5 separate regions of the Homo sapiens genome follow, and all the other regions are linked to region 1. A link is a contact called in ENCODE Hi-C or POLR2A ChIA-PET data. All regions are on one chromosome and are shown on one strand. Each heading gives the region's core, a stretch centred on a gene start or an enhancer-like site at or near the end of the contact. The rest is flanking DNA. Distances are from core to core; before and after follow the strand shown. Region 1 holds the start of BCLAF1 (BCL2 associated transcription factor 1). Region 2 holds the start of L3MBTL3 (L3MBTL histone methyl-lysine binding protein 3). Region 3 holds the start of LTV1 (LTV1 ribosome biogenesis factor). Region 4 has its middle 650 kb from the start of GJE1. Region 5 holds the start of EPM2A (EPM2A glucan phosphatase, laforin).

Region 1 (2,718 bases), core at 134-2,633:
GATAATATCCTAGCCTGCAATTTGGGGTATTTTGAATAAATGAATAACAGCATGTATTGGGAGCGCCCCGACTCCCAATACATGCAGAATAGCAGACGTGTATTGAGCCCTTAGTTGTTTTTTTTTTAAATATAGTTCATTCACTCAACAAATATTTCTGAGAACCTGCGAATGCTTGGGACATCAGGGCACAACAAAAAGGCCAAGGATTTCTGTGTCCACATCCTGAGGTGGTAATGGGGTGAGGGACAGACTGTACAATAAAAAACCTACGATTCACTCCATGAAAATGTTGTCGTTTTTCTAGTTCAGCTGGTAAACTGGACTGTGAAGAAAGAATGCTCTAAGCACAGTGTTAAATTCACAACCAGGGCCCAATCCTAGTTTCGATTCACTCACTGACACCCTGGTTGCTAATTACAAGTCTGAAATCCATCAAGGTAGTTAACATCTCTAAACATCAAAGCAATAGCGGTTTTAGGCCCTAAGAAAGTGCAGCCCGGAGAAGTATTAATGCAAAATGTGCTACGGCTGTTATTTAAATTCTATTCAAATCGAATGTGGCTTGCCTATTTATAATCTGACTTATAATTCTGGACAACCAAGCTACGTTGGGCTGTGTTCCTCGGCTGCCACAAATCATCGTCACAGGCTGAAAGCTCAACTGCTTCGTGCTCTTTATTTTTTCATGCCTATGCCAACGTTGCCGATGTGGTAAAGCTGTCATCACGCCGCCAGAAGGGCGGCCTTCTTTGGCACGAGCAGCCTAAGAGGTTTCCGGCTGCTGCGGCTTGAGCTCCGATTTGATCAGACGCCACGAAAGGGATTTAGATCGTGGCCATTTTTCAACTAAGTGCGTCTGCCGAATTTAATAGCAAACCAAAAGCCACATTTTCTAATCTCCAGTTAGGCGTCCAAGAGGAAAAGTGGCGCTTGCTGGCTGAGGGAGCAGCGTGTCTGCAATTACAGCCACGTCTTGCCTCCTGGTCTTTTCCTCAGTGTGGGATTGTCTTTTTGTTTTTTGCCTGGTCTGAGCCGGCCCCACAGAAAGAACAGACCAGACGAGCTTACTGAGGTAAAACGCAGGGGCGGCGGTGAGGTCTAGGGGGTCTACTCAGAACGAGGCAGAGACACCAGCGAAAAGCGCCGTATGGCGAAGCTAACTCAGGCCTGACAAAACACCCACCCTACTCTACCGCCTCTCCGGCCAAGGCTGACGCTACGGGCCAGAGGGCGGAGCCGTCACATCTTCCCGCGAGACCAGCCACGCGACTTCCCAGAAGGCCGCAGGCAACATCTTAATAGCAGCCAGGAAGCCGGACCGGAGCGGAAGGGTGGGCGGGGCTTGCCCGCATATTTAGCGGCACCCGAGGCCACGCCCCAGATCGGAAGTGACGGAGACGTGCTAGCGCGTCGAAGGTAGCTCTATGGTTTTCCTCGCGTTCTTGAGTCGGGAAATGGCCGCTGTGTGGTTGCAACGGAGATAAATTCCCGGAACCGCGATTCGGCGTGTCAGGTAGGCCTCGCAATGTATTCAAGTTACTCCAGGGGCAGTGAAGACCGAGGACAGGCCATATTTTTGACTCTTTTGTGGGTGGTGTCGGGTTGGCGGCGAAAGGAGAACCAAGGAGACGTTGCGCCGTTATTTATGCGTTTTTTCGTTAGCTTCTCTCAGGTTTTCGAGGCACTACGGGCCGAAAAGGCCGGGCGGGGGCGCTGAGCAGTGCTAACGGCGGGCGCGCGCGTGTTTGCGAACCTGCCTGGAGACCCACAGCCCGCGCGGCCTCCCGTGCGCGTGCGCATATCTTCCTCTTCCACCCTTCCCCCATTTCTTCAGCCCGTACCTCTGCGCGCGCCCGACTGAACGCTCCGCGCACGCGCGCTCGTTCATTTTTCTCTCCCCCGCCTATGGCGCCGACGGCCGCTGGAGGTGCAACTTGTGTCCGCCTCTCATTGGCTGGGACTGCCACCTTTCTTCGTGGCCTGTGGGGTTTTGAGAAAATAACTGTGACCCGCAGCAAAGTGCGTTGAGTAGGTCTACCCCTTTTCGCGTGGTCTTTAAAACTGCCCTCCGGCTTCAGACCACCCGTCAGTTAATGCCTCGTTTTTGTGATGCTACTAGGTTTTAGTGCTCTGTTCTGCCTCTCGCTGCTGACCCTGGTTCTCTGGAGTTAATTTCGGTACCCGCGGCAACCTGCTGTTTTGAAGCGAGCGCGCGCTGTTGACTGGTGCTGGTTGCCTAGTTACGGTTCCCTAGCGAGAGGATTGGGTCTTAGCTGGTGGTTCTGAGCGTGGCCCTGCCCCATCCGGCTGAAAGTGCGGTTCTTCATGAGTACTAGCGAAGCCGAGTCTTTTCAAGTGATTCAGCCCATTTAGTCGTGTCAGAAATGTTGCAGCCACGATTGGTGGACAGCTGGTGTGAGAAATGGGTGGGAGTGGCGAATTGGACTTTGCCTTCATTTTAAATTCATGAGTTGGCTTGATTCGCTTTTAAGATTTATTTCTTCAGAATCAAGCTGAAGTACCAGCAGCTACTTTGCTACCTCAGACTTTTTTAAAAAGCATTTTAGAACTGGAAACAAATTAAGACTGAAGTTGAAAGCAAGTGTGGCTAACACTGACGAAAAAGATGAGCTACTTCAGACTTGTACCTCACTGCAACAGCCTCTTTTAAATTTTTTGGTGTTACAAAGCAAAACAAAATTTCTTGTTCCTCTT
Region 2 (2,763 bases), core at 219-2,718, 6.3 Mb after region 1:
GCCGCCCCCACCCTCCCCCCACAAGCCCGCCGCCCCGGCGCGGCCGCCGCCGCCGCGACCGCCGCCGCCGCCTCCCGACACACGCCCGCGCCCGCGCCCGCACCCGGGCCGGCGCGGCGCGGCACGGCGCGGGGCGAACGCCGCGACGGCGCGGGCTCCCGGCCCGGCCCGCGGCCCGCGCCCTCTCCCGCGCGGACGGCCGCCGCGGGCCCGCGCCGCCTCGCTTCCCAAAGCACTTTCCTGCCTCGGGCAGAAATAAACCGGAGGGTTTATTTTTGTGCAACTTTCCCAAAATGGCGGAAATTGGAGCTGATCTATATGAAATTCTCACACACTCGGTTGGGAAGAGGGAGGCGGCGAGGAAGCCACGCAAACTCTCGGCCGCCGAGCCCCGCCGCGGGTCCGTGTGTGTGCGTGCGTGTGAGTGTGCGTGTGCGCGGTGGGAGTCGGGCAGGCCTTTCCGCCGCGCACACACACAGCACACGCCGGGGAGACGCGCCTGCACATTCAACCAGTCCATTCTCCGCAGCCCGAAAGGGGAGAAAGTGGCCCGGCCTCTTTTCCCACTGCCTCGGTCTCCCGTACTTGTACTTCTCGCGCTCGCCCGCCCGCTCGCTCGCTCTCCGGTGCGCGCCCGGCACAAAGGCCACACGGGCGGAGGGGGCCGCAGGGGCGGCGCGCGGGGCTCGCGCCTCCCGCCGCACCGATCCGCGGCCCCGGCCGCCCCCGCGCCCCCCGCCGGCGCCCCCCGCCTCGGCGGCCGCGCTCGCCGCCTGGGCTGCGGCTCCGCGGCGCCCACCCGGACACGCACCCCGGTGGAGCCCGGCGCCGCCGCGCTCCCCCACCCCGCGCCCGGTGTCACGAAAGCGACCAAAGTGACAAGCTCGGGGGGCGCGGGGGAGGGGGCCACACGCATCCCGCCGCCTGCGCGCCAGCCTGAGCCCAACGCGGCCGCCTCGCCCCGGCTCCCTTCCGCACGGCCCCCCACACCCTTCCCCGTGTGCGCGCAAAGAAAAAAATACAAGTCTCTCCTCCCCCCATTTTTTCCTTTCTCTTTTCTCTCTCTTTTGTTCCTCTTTCACACTCGCACTCACTACTTCAGAGTGAGATGCCCAGAGACTCCCCCTCCAGCCGTTTCCGAGTCACTTGCCCACTTTTTTCCCCGGGATTAAGTTTTCTCCTCTTTCCCAGAGGCGCAGAGAAGTGGGGGAGAAACCCCTTCTGTCCCTCCCCTCCCCTGATCTGTTTCACAAGACGAGGGTGCGCTTCCTTCCCTCTATAGGGCTCTTAACTTTCATCCTCACCCAGAAAAATAAATGAATGGCTTTTGCACGGACAAATCTTCAGATTAATTAGAGATTAGATCCGATCAACCGCTTCTTACCCCCAAATTTTCTCTTTTTTTTTTCTCCGTCTCACGAGTAGTCCTGACAAATGGTCCAGGGCTGCGGGCGCAATGCGCATGTGCGCGTAGAGTCAGGGCTGGGGAGAGGGGAAACTGCGCTGGTGCCGGTGCCGCCGCCGCCGCCGCCGCTGCCGGGGAGGCTCGCTCTGGCTTCCCTGTTACTGCTGCTGCGCCTTCGCCGCTGGAAAGCAGCAATAAAGCCGGGTGGCAAATGCAGCTGCCCGCAGATCCTGTTTCAGGTGCATCTTTTCAATAGCCCGGTCACCGCCTCAGAGCTGGTTCAAGAACAGTCCAAACAAATAGGAAACACTGCTAAGGTTCCAGATTTCTTTGTCTATTTTTCACTTTACTTTTTTTAAAGGCAATTCTCAGAGCAGCGAATCCACCATGTGCTGTGAAATGTATGCATTCAGCCATTAAAGAGTGGGCCTTAGTCTTGCACAAACACTGCCCAAAGGCTAAATACATGCTACAGGTCATGAAAAGTAACAAAGTTGTAAGCTTTGGGAGAGTACAATCTCCCTCTCTTTGATGGCTGGAACAATGCATAATAAAGAAAGTGTGCATATAAAACTTGTGCCTTCTTTCCGCTTCCTAAGTGCGGATCTTTATTGACAGCTCCAACATGTTAGGCCTCTGTCGAGTAATAGGCTGAGATTCCTACAGTAACTTAGAACACTGTGAAAGTCCCTTGGCAATAAGCAGGTCCAGGACTACCCTCTTAAGGTATTCAGTCAAGATGGCTGAGCGGTCCTAAATGGCAAAACCTGTCTTTGTTAAAGCGTCAAAACTAGATCAAGAGAGTATTACATTTCAGTATTGACAGCTTTCGGCGCATTGACTGCGGGCCGCCGTTTGGACAGCTTCACTGGTCTTTTCCACTTAATAGGAGTACTTACAAAATAATTCGAGTAATTAAAGTTTTGATAAACATTTTGATGTCAATAGCAGAGTTTGCTGTGTGAAAAAAAAAAGCATGTGTGATTTTAGGAATGAGGGAAGCATGTCTTAGATTTTGCGGGGGGGGGGAGGTAAAAGGAAGTTCCCATCCCCAGAGTAGACTATTTTGCATCTAATAAAGGGTAAAGGAGGCCCTTTTCTGAAACTGCTGCCTGAGGCCTAGAATTTAAATATATCACAGATGGAAGTTCTATATTAAAAATCCTTCTCCAGTGTAGGGAATATTATTCTTGATTGAATTTTTTCACTTAAGGAATGTTTCTTGAACCAGTTTCAGAACATAAACTCTTAAATTCTTTCCTTAGGACCATGAAATTACCCTATAGAAGCAGACCACCCGATATATCTAATGTTGGTGTAGTGACCAAATTCTCCAAACCAAAAATCAGGCCATATGC
Region 3 (2,700 bases), core at 16-2,515, 7.6 Mb before region 1:
TAGAACCCTCTGGGGTGCACTCTCATCTGCTGCTAAAGGATCTCGTTGGCTCCGGTGGACCAAGTGAAAAGACACAGCTTTCTTCTTCTCTATAAAGGGCTTTTTCTTCCTGTGAGGCTTCAAAGGAACAAAATCACAACAATTAATTAAAACAGAACAAAAAGACGGAGAATAATTCCATAGTCCACACATGCATCTTTAGTAGTCATGTTAAAGATACTTTTTAAAAATCTACACTTCTAGGGCAGGCAACATCAGCTGTGTTCTGCAGAATCCATACTTAACCTTCCTTCAACAAACATTCCTTGAGCACCTACTTTGTGCCAGACCTTGTTATGGGAACTGAGAATACAGAAGTGGGAAAGTCAGATAAAGTCCCTGTTCTTAGCAAGAAAATCAAGATAATTTCCGGTGAAGAAAATATAAGACAGTGACGTGAAAATGCCTTAAAAGCTACTTTACACTGGCTGCTCAGGGAAGGCCCCTGGCCGACTGAACTAGAATGACAAGAAGCCTGCCACAACATAATCTGGAGTAGACAGCTCCACACAGAGCATCTACCAACCAGTAAATAAAATCACGACACAAACAGCTAAAGTTTAATAAGATCCATCACCTCTTTCTACATTCTTACTTCGCTATTCAATTTTGATTCTCTAAACTGGGAAACCAATTAAGTGGCTTTACTTTGGGCCCAACCTTATGCTCTCCCACAAGTTCCCTTTCTCAGAGGAAACAGACAGGCAGACACCTGCCACTCCAACGCTGAGGGAGACCAGCAGCTCCCTCTGCTCGACCCCAAGAAGCACAGGGTTGCGCGTTTGTGTCGGCAGTCACCAGCTTTTAGTTAACCGAAATCACGCAGGGCTGCAGGCTCCCAGGGATAAAACAAAAAGGCCATTCTCCTCTCCGGGCCACATCCCAGGGAGGCTCGGCGGTGGGAGACTGTAACTTGCAAAGAATGCCCACGGTGGTGACGTTGGCCCATTTCGGGGTACCGTGCCGCAAGCAGCCTCTGGCATGACCCAGACCCGGGCCGCAGTAGCCAAGGTATTACCGGAAGCAGCCTGGCCTCTGCAAAACCACAGCGCTCGGCCGCCGAAACAAGCAAGGCTTGCTCACCATGCTGCAGCCGCGCGGCGCTCACCCCCAACAGGGGCGGCGATGACACCCTCGAAGTCCGGCGGGGAGACCAAGGTCCAGCTGAAGGCCGCTTCTGTAGGCCTCACCACACGTGCAGCCCCAGGACCCGGCGATAACGTCACCCAGCCGGCCGTGGAAACGGACCAATCGCCGAGGAGCTGATGGGTCGCGACCGGAAGTTACATAGGCTCGCTGCGTCTCCACGATCGCGAGAAGCCACCGGGAGGTGGGGCTAGCTCGGCTCCCACCCCTGGGCGGGCTGTACTTTTCCGGCCTTTAGTCTCCCGCCGGGCAAAGGGAATCGTGGGGGTCCTTAACGTTGAGGCGCCACAGAGGGGTTTCTGCTTGTGGACGAACCTTTTATAGCTCCCTCTACGGAGACCAGAGGGGACGAATCTAGCATCCCCCTTGACTTGTGTCCCTTACCTATTCCCAACCATAAAAAACAAAGCCGCGGACACGGAAGGGAGGCGACCACCCCGCTGGGGTGCTGGGGTCGCCAAGTTTCAGGTTCCCTCTCCGGGTGGGGGCGGAGTCGGTTGCCGTAGCAACGGAGGCTGGGGCCTTGCCTTTATAGACTGCATCAGACTTGATCAGGTTATATTTTCCACTGTTTCATGAACTGCTTTCATCTGCCCTGTTAACCAAACCCCCGAGACTCTGTTAACTGTAGAGGCATTTGAACTAATAAAATATATTCAGAATCTCTGGTGTTTGAATGTTAACTTTCTCCCCCTGTTTAAACAAATAGGCTATAAGCACGCATTCTTAGGAAGATTTCAGGCCGGCGTTGGCGTACTCACATAGCTTTTCTTGGACGAAAGTGTGTGGTAAATGCAGTCACTTTCATCAGCAGACCTTTTTTTCAAATTTGTTTCCCCAACTTCCCAGTTTCTGGTGACCTCTCAATGAATGGCTTACCCTGGATTGTGTCTTTATGCCGTAGGCATTATCACTGTAAGTATTTGTGGAGTATTATTCTTTTATTACAGTAAAAATTATAGAAATAGGCCAGGCGCGGTGGCTCATGTCTGTCATCCCAGCACTTTGGGAGGCCGAAGCGGGTGGATCACCTGAGGTCAGGAGTTCAAGACCAGACTAGCCAACGTGGTGAAACCCCGTCTCTACTAAAAATACAAAACTTAGCCAGGTGTGATGGCAGGTGCCTGTAATCCCAACTACTTGGGAGGTTGAGGCAGGAGAATAGCTTGAACCCGGGAGGCAGAGGTTGCAGTGAGCTGAGATCATGCCATTGCACTCCAGCCTGGGCGACAAGAGCGAAACTCTGTCTCAAAAATATATATATATAGAAATAATTTAGGTTAGGACCATAAAACTTGTCTTAGGATATTGCTTTGTAACAGAGATAATACATAGCACTCCTATGTGCCAGAGATTCGTTGTTATTATTCATTATATAGAATTAAAAGATCCAAGGGGGCAGTTTTCATTTCCTTTCAATCAGTTGTACTTACTGCTGTATCATCAGGGGCCTGATGCATGGGGCATATATGCTCAGTAAGTATTTATTTAAATGAATTAATGTTCTGGCACTTT
Region 4 (2,700 bases), core at 194-2,693, 5.2 Mb before region 1:
ATAATTTCAATACATTTATTTTTATATTGTTTTATTTTGTATTAGACTTGATTTTTATGATAAAAGTCAATGAAAGTTATCAAAATTTAGAAAAATAAAAATGAGATGAAATGTATTAAAAGGAAATCTTTAGACAAATTTAAAGGAGTTTAATGAAGCAGAGAATTATTTGGGAATCCAGTAGCTCTCAAGAGCCAGCAGAGTGGTTCAGAGATCTCACTTCTGCAAAGTAGGTAGGCAGTACATATGGACAGAAAATGAAAGTAAGGTACAGAAACTGGTTGGTTACAGCTTAGCATTTTTTACTTGTTTGGACATGGTCTGATCAATTGGCAGCCTGTGATTGGCTGAAGCTAGTCGGCTGTGACTGGCTGAGACCTAGCAATTTGTTACAATATATACTCCTAAATTAGGCTTTCAGTTTGTTTAGTTAAATTGTAGTTTGTTATGTAGGGACCTACGGTACCGAGACAGCCTCAAGCCAAATTTAATTTAATTAAACAATCATCACCTCAATCTTAATCTTGGCAAAGGAAATACTAAAATAAGATGGGCCATTGAGGAATCTTTGAGCCTTCCAAGTAAAATGGCAAATTTCAAGTTACACTGCGTTACTACAGGAACTACAGAGGTTAGAGTTTTGATCAAAGACTTAAAAAATTGCCATCCAGTGAACAGATACCTGATTAAAGTTACCTCTAAAGAGGGCAAATATTTAATAAATGGCAACAAAGAGCTGGCCGGGTGTGGTGGCTCACGTATGTAATCCCAGAATTGTGGGAGGCCGAGGAAGGATGATCGCTTGAAGCCAGGAGTGGTAGACCAGCCTGGGCAACATAGTGAGACCCTGTCTCTACAAAAAATAAAAATAAATTAAAAAAATTAAAATAAATAAGTAAATAAATAAGAGCTCCCAGTTTTTGCTTTAATAACCCAGGCTTGAAATGTTGTGTTTTTTTTTCCATTGGAAAAAAAACATTTTAAGGTTTCACTTTATTTTTGCTGAATTGTTAACATTGCTGAGCTGATTTCACCTAAATTATGGTAAAGATTAATCAGAGACCCTAAACTCTGAAGGAAGTATCTTAACTATTTTTCCAGAACTCACTAACCGCAAGTCCTAGAAAACTCCCAAGGGCAAGTTTCATATTTCTGGCCATATTTTAAAACTGAAATCATTTTGAGGAAAATTCTAAAGCGTTTGAAGAGAAGCATCCAAAAATTTCAATTGCTTCTCTGAAACCTTGGAATCCTGCCTGTTAATAATCTCCATGCTCTTTGCTTAGAATTTACCCACAGAATTAACTGACAGGAAACTGCCCATCACCCTCCACCCTCCCAGTAAGACTGTGCCAAAACACTCATCAGAAGCCACAATGACAAAAATAGATCCAATTGACGACTATGCAGTGACTAAGAAACGGATGTACCGATTTAAGCTATCTTCATTATCTTCTTCCTTGTTTTGATGGCAAAAAGAAAGAGAAAGCTACGTAATAGCATCTGGGCAAAACAGCTTGTACACCAAGTTCTGCCCTATGTAATTTAAAATATTTGAGTTCTTATAACATCCCTGAAAAGCATGGCTTTTAATACAAACACCACATATATACAGTACAGATCATCTAACTATAGTCATGCTTCTGGGCAGAGCTTGCAGCAATAGCAAAAATAATAAAAGAAAATTCTCTTTGTACAGCTGAATGGCTGCACTAGAATTTTCAGTGTTCAGATGTAATTAGAAAACAGCTGTGAAGGAAAATCAATTGTTCCTGGTAGTCAATGGCTAATTTTCCACAATCAAAATAAAGAATGCAATATGACATGTTTGTAATGAGCAAGTAATTGTTTCTCTTTTGTTTATTGTTTTAACATTTTTCCCTTTATTTGTGGGAGCTGTCATTTGCTTGCTTTAGGACAACTTCTCCTAGTCTTTGCTTCTCCCATCCATATTTAAATACTAGCAACTGCCAAAGAGGCTATGCAGTCCAGCTCAGTTTATTCACGATTGCCTTGCTTATGATGGTGATTTGTGGACTTGCAAGGAAATATTGTCCTTGCTTTTATGAATTCACAATAAAGCTTCCATAAACGGAATGATTATTAAACACTAGCATTTATTCATGGGATTTAACTTTGATTCATTCTGCAAAGGTCTCATGTGTCAAAAAGATGCAGTTCCCAGAATTCATTGACCTGCTGCTCCAAGTGCGTCTGCATTGCAAAACAAAACAAAACTGAAACGACCACACGGCCCTTTTTTTATACCCTTCAATCATTGGCATAGACTGGACGGTATTGGTGTAGCAGATGGATAGAAAAGCTCAACCTCTATGGTGCACACTTGGAATTTAGATGGTTGGAAAATTAACTTAAATGCTAGAATAGACCAATGAGAGTAAAATTGTTTTATCATGCAAAAGAGTCTGGTTGAGAAACACCAAGAGGATTAACACTCCTAGGCTGCTTTCAGCTGATAGAAAAAGAAAAAAAAAATGCTTATATTATTTAGTGAAATTAATGTCTATATTATTCTTTTTCTACACTTATATTTTTCTGGAACATTCTTTGAAAGCAAATATAATTGCAGTTTCAGAGAATGAAATGAATAGTAAATAAGGACTGAATCTTAATTGCTGTGTGATCTTGGGACCATGTCTTAGTCTTGGTTTATCTCTATTTCTTTGTGAGAAAAATGAT
Region 5 (2,700 bases), core at 101-2,600, 9.4 Mb before region 1:
GCCCTTCTGTCTTCACATTTTTCATAGTGTTTATCCTTAAGCTTAGCAACCAACCAAACTTCGAGTGGAATATCAACATTCAAGAGTAAAATGTATTATTAGTTTTCTAATTGTTCCACAAGAGATTGAGTTTGTGTAGTTTACATTTTTGCACTTTCTGTTTTACTTATATCCTCAACGCATGAAATTTTGGCCTGTTCCCCTTTACTATTCACAAACTTCCAAACACTGGTAAAAATGCCTTTGTGTGTCTTTAATTCACGTAACAGATTTGTGTTATGTTAAATGTTAGTGAATATATAAACCTAAGAATACAAGGATAATTTTGTTAAAGAATCAAAAAGTATCAGGACATTCGTTTGTCTTATGGCAGAGACAAATTGAAGTTCCCCACCAAGATATACGTATTTTGGATTTGGGCCAGACAGCTAAAAAACCTGTTTCAACTTAAAACCCAAAAAGGTTTTAAGTTGAAAAAATAATGCTGACTTTTGCTGAAAGTAAATTTTAAACAAAGGTTTTTTTTTTTAATTTACTCCATTAAAAATGCATACATTTGGACAGAGCGAGACTCTGTCTCAAAAAAAAAAAAAAAAGCATACATTTGTAGTCACAGAATTAGTTTTTGTTTTGACCTTGAAAAGGACTTGAAAGTATTTACTCCAAACTTACTTTACACATACTAAAAATATAGTTTTTGAAAAAAGAAAGTTGATGTGGCTTTTCAGACAAGGGAATGGTAGGTAATGTTTTGCATCAGCTCCGGGTCTTGGGTGATCTCCACCAATCAGAGATCCTTCAGAGCTCGTAGGGTCTAGAAAGATCATTATTTTACACCCTCATTTTACAGACAAAGAACCTGAGACCTGCTAGAGTAAGTGACTTGGTTAAGATAGGGAGCGCTCCAGAGACCAGGTCCAAGATCTTCCCCCGTTTCACAATTAGAAGGCGGCTGTCTAGAGGTCATTCCCTTCCTTATGATCCTCATAAAGTTAATTTCCAGTCTCTTGGAGAGAGAACTGGACGATCGCCTGGCTTAGAAGTTTTCCTCCCTCCCCGAACCCCGTTTTCTCTTCCATTTCTTCCGGTCGCGTGTCCCCAGCGCCCACAGGTGGAAATCAACCGCCCGCGGGGTTGCGGGGCACAAAGAGGCAGCTAGCGGCTCCGCTGACCCCTTCCCGCCGGCCTGGACGAAGTCTGGGCTCGGGAGCCGCGTGATGCATCCCAAAGAAGGCGCAGAACAGCACGTGTTCTCCCCGGTGCCCGGGGCTCCCACACCACCGCCCAATCGCTGCGGCCGCCTAGTGCTCGGGCCGCGCCTGCCGGCCGCGGGGACTCCGGGCCCGGGTATTCGCGCCGCCGCCGCCCGCCATGCGCTTCCGCTTTGGGGTGGTGGTGCCACCCGCCGTGGCCGGCGCCCGGCCGGAGCTGCTGGTGGTGGGGTCGCGGCCCGAGCTGGGGCGTTGGGAGCCGCGCGGTGCCGTCCGCCTGAGGCCGGCCGGCACCGCGGCGGGCGACGGGGCCCTGGCCCTGCAGGAGCCGGGCCTGTGGCTCGGGGAGGTGGAGCTGGCGGCCGAGGAGGCGGCGCAGGACGGGGCGGAGCCGGGCCGCGTGGACACGTTCTGGTACAAGTTCCTGAAGCGGGAGCCGGGAGGAGAGCTCTCCTGGGAAGGTATTGCCAGCAGACGCCTGCCCCCGGCGCAGAGCGGGAGCTCCGGCCCGCACCCCCAACCGGGGCCTCGGCCTCGGGCAGGCCCCGCAGGCCCCGGCGGCGCGCGTCCCGGGCTTTTTGCCCGCGTCCCTGCGCACTCCCCGGGCGACCTGGGCTGACCCTGCTCTGCCGGCCACGCTGTCGCCGCCAGCCGCGCCTCCGGCTTCCTACTGATTCCCTAGACCCGTATAGCGCTCCCGGCCGCCTTCCCGCCCACTCTGTTGCCTGCCCCTCTGACCTGGTTTCCGCACATCCAGTCCTCAGCTTCTTTCCAACCGCGCCTGCGTCACGGGCCAGTGCCCTTCGTCTCCCGCCCGGGGCTCCCTTCGCCCTCCGAGTGCCCCTCGACCTCCGAGTCCCCCCCTTCGCGGGTCCCTTGGCTGCCCGGCCGCGCGCCGCTGATGGCTTCAACAGCCCAACTCCGCCTTGGTTGGGTTTTGTGTCCTCATTTTCCTGCTCTAATTCACTAAAAAAAACCCAAAACGATCCAACCAACGAAACTAGCGTTTTCGCTAATCCTAGACAGCAATGTGCTACTTAGATTTTTTTCATAGATATTGAGAATGAACTAATGGAAAAACGTTGAATATTTCCCTTTTTGGATTTTTTTTTCTTTTTTAATCCCAGATATATGACAATTGAGACATGACCTGATTTCTTAAAATACTAAAACAATACATGCTGGTTGTAAAATAATAATAAAGAAATGTACATAGTGAAAACTTACAGTGTTTCCTCCACACATCTTAAGCACACTGCTTGTACACATTTATGTATGTGATATATGCATATACTTTTTTTTTTTACAAAAATTGTATAGTAATTCTGAATTTTTGCTTTTCTTGCCTAACAATATGTTAGGGACATCTTTCACTGTCACTACACGTAGATATGTATTTTACATGTAGATGTATATTTTAAATGGCAACAAATTATTCTGCATCTACCAATGTGCATTTAGGTTCTTTTCAGTTTTCCTCTGTCGTAAA

The links. Hi-C counts contacts between places; a loop is a spot of excess contacts on that map. ChIA-PET counts read pairs that join two places held with the same protein, here RNA polymerase II (POLR2A). Pooled maps may share reads with other maps.
Region 2: a loop to region 1 is called in a pooled map, with 10 times the contacts of the local background. The contact joins the promoter of L3MBTL3 here to the promoter of BCLAF1 in region 1. A Hi-C loop is called at or near these places in 1 of 168 maps with a recorded cell type or tissue (ovary) and 7 of 50 pooled maps. POLR2A ChIA-PET finds 5 or more read pairs at or near these places in 1 of 52 experiments (activated B cell).
Region 3: a loop to region 1 is called in a pooled map, with 18 times the contacts of the local background. The contact joins the promoter of LTV1 here to the promoter of BCLAF1 in region 1. A Hi-C loop is called at or near these places in 6 of 50 pooled maps. POLR2A ChIA-PET finds 5 or more read pairs at or near these places in 2 of 52 experiments (CD4-positive, alpha-beta T cell and activated B cell).
Region 4: a map of CD8-positive, alpha-beta T cell shows a loop between it and region 1 (15-fold over the local background). The contact joins the enhancer-like site here to the promoter of BCLAF1 in region 1. A Hi-C loop is called at or near these places in 1 of 168 maps with a recorded cell type or tissue (CD8-positive, alpha-beta T cell) and 7 of 50 pooled maps. POLR2A ChIA-PET finds 5 or more read pairs at or near these places in 2 of 52 experiments (CD4-positive, alpha-beta memory T cell and activated B cell).
Region 5: POLR2A ChIA-PET joins it to region 1 with 7 read pairs in CD4-positive, alpha-beta T cell. The contact joins the promoter of EPM2A here to the promoter of BCLAF1 in region 1. POLR2A ChIA-PET finds 5 or more read pairs at or near these places in 3 of 52 experiments (CD4-positive, alpha-beta T cell, CD8-positive, alpha-beta T cell and naive thymus-derived CD8-positive, alpha-beta T cell).

The regions. Positions count from the first base shown.
Region 1 is chr6:136,288,511-136,291,228 of GRCh38, reverse strand. It overlaps BCLAF1 (BCL2 associated transcription factor 1), which reads left to right and starts at 1,383. Exons shown (of 13, transcript NM_014739.3): 1 at 1,383-1,516. LOC124901408 (a long non-coding RNA gene) reads right to left here and starts at 1,215. Exons shown (of 4, transcript XR_007059784.1): 1 at 1,072-1,215. RefSeq lists enhancers at 688-807, 1,128-1,347, 712-1,911, 1,858-1,977, 1,396-1,992 and 2 more.
Region 2 is chr6:130,017,286-130,020,048 of GRCh38, reverse strand. It overlaps L3MBTL3 (L3MBTL histone methyl-lysine binding protein 3), which reads right to left and starts at 1,468. Exons shown (of 23, transcript NM_032438.4): 1 at 1,385-1,468. RefSeq lists a silencer at 859-988.
Region 3 is chr6:143,841,903-143,844,602 of GRCh38, reverse strand. It overlaps LTV1 (LTV1 ribosome biogenesis factor), which reads right to left and starts at 1,265. Exons shown (of 11, transcript NM_032860.5): 1 at 1,123-1,265; 2 at 1-117. The coding sequence starts at 1,125. RefSeq lists enhancers at 762-831, 1,022-1,231, 1,412-1,461.
Region 4 is chr6:141,482,519-141,485,218 of GRCh38, reverse strand. No RefSeq gene overlaps it. Among named protein-coding and RNA genes, the nearest start is that of GJE1, 650 kb to the left of the region's middle. RefSeq lists an enhancer at 1,458-1,597. Within about 2 kb of position 1,443, at least 16 of the 41 ENCODE cell types and tissues checked have a DNase peak (open chromatin) inside an H3K27ac peak, as active enhancers do; they include CD8-positive, alpha-beta T cell, where a contact is called at or near this core.
Region 5 is chr6:145,734,170-145,736,869 of GRCh38, reverse strand. EPM2A (EPM2A glucan phosphatase, laforin) reads left to right here and starts at 1,350. Exons shown (of 4, transcript NM_005670.4): 1 at 1,350-1,672. The coding sequence starts at 1,372. EPM2A-DT (EPM2A divergent transcript) reads right to left here and starts at 2,001. Exons shown (of 3, transcript NR_038246.1): 1 at 1,950-2,001. RefSeq lists enhancers at 936-985, 1,006-1,055, 1,066-1,125 and a silencer at 1,286-1,875.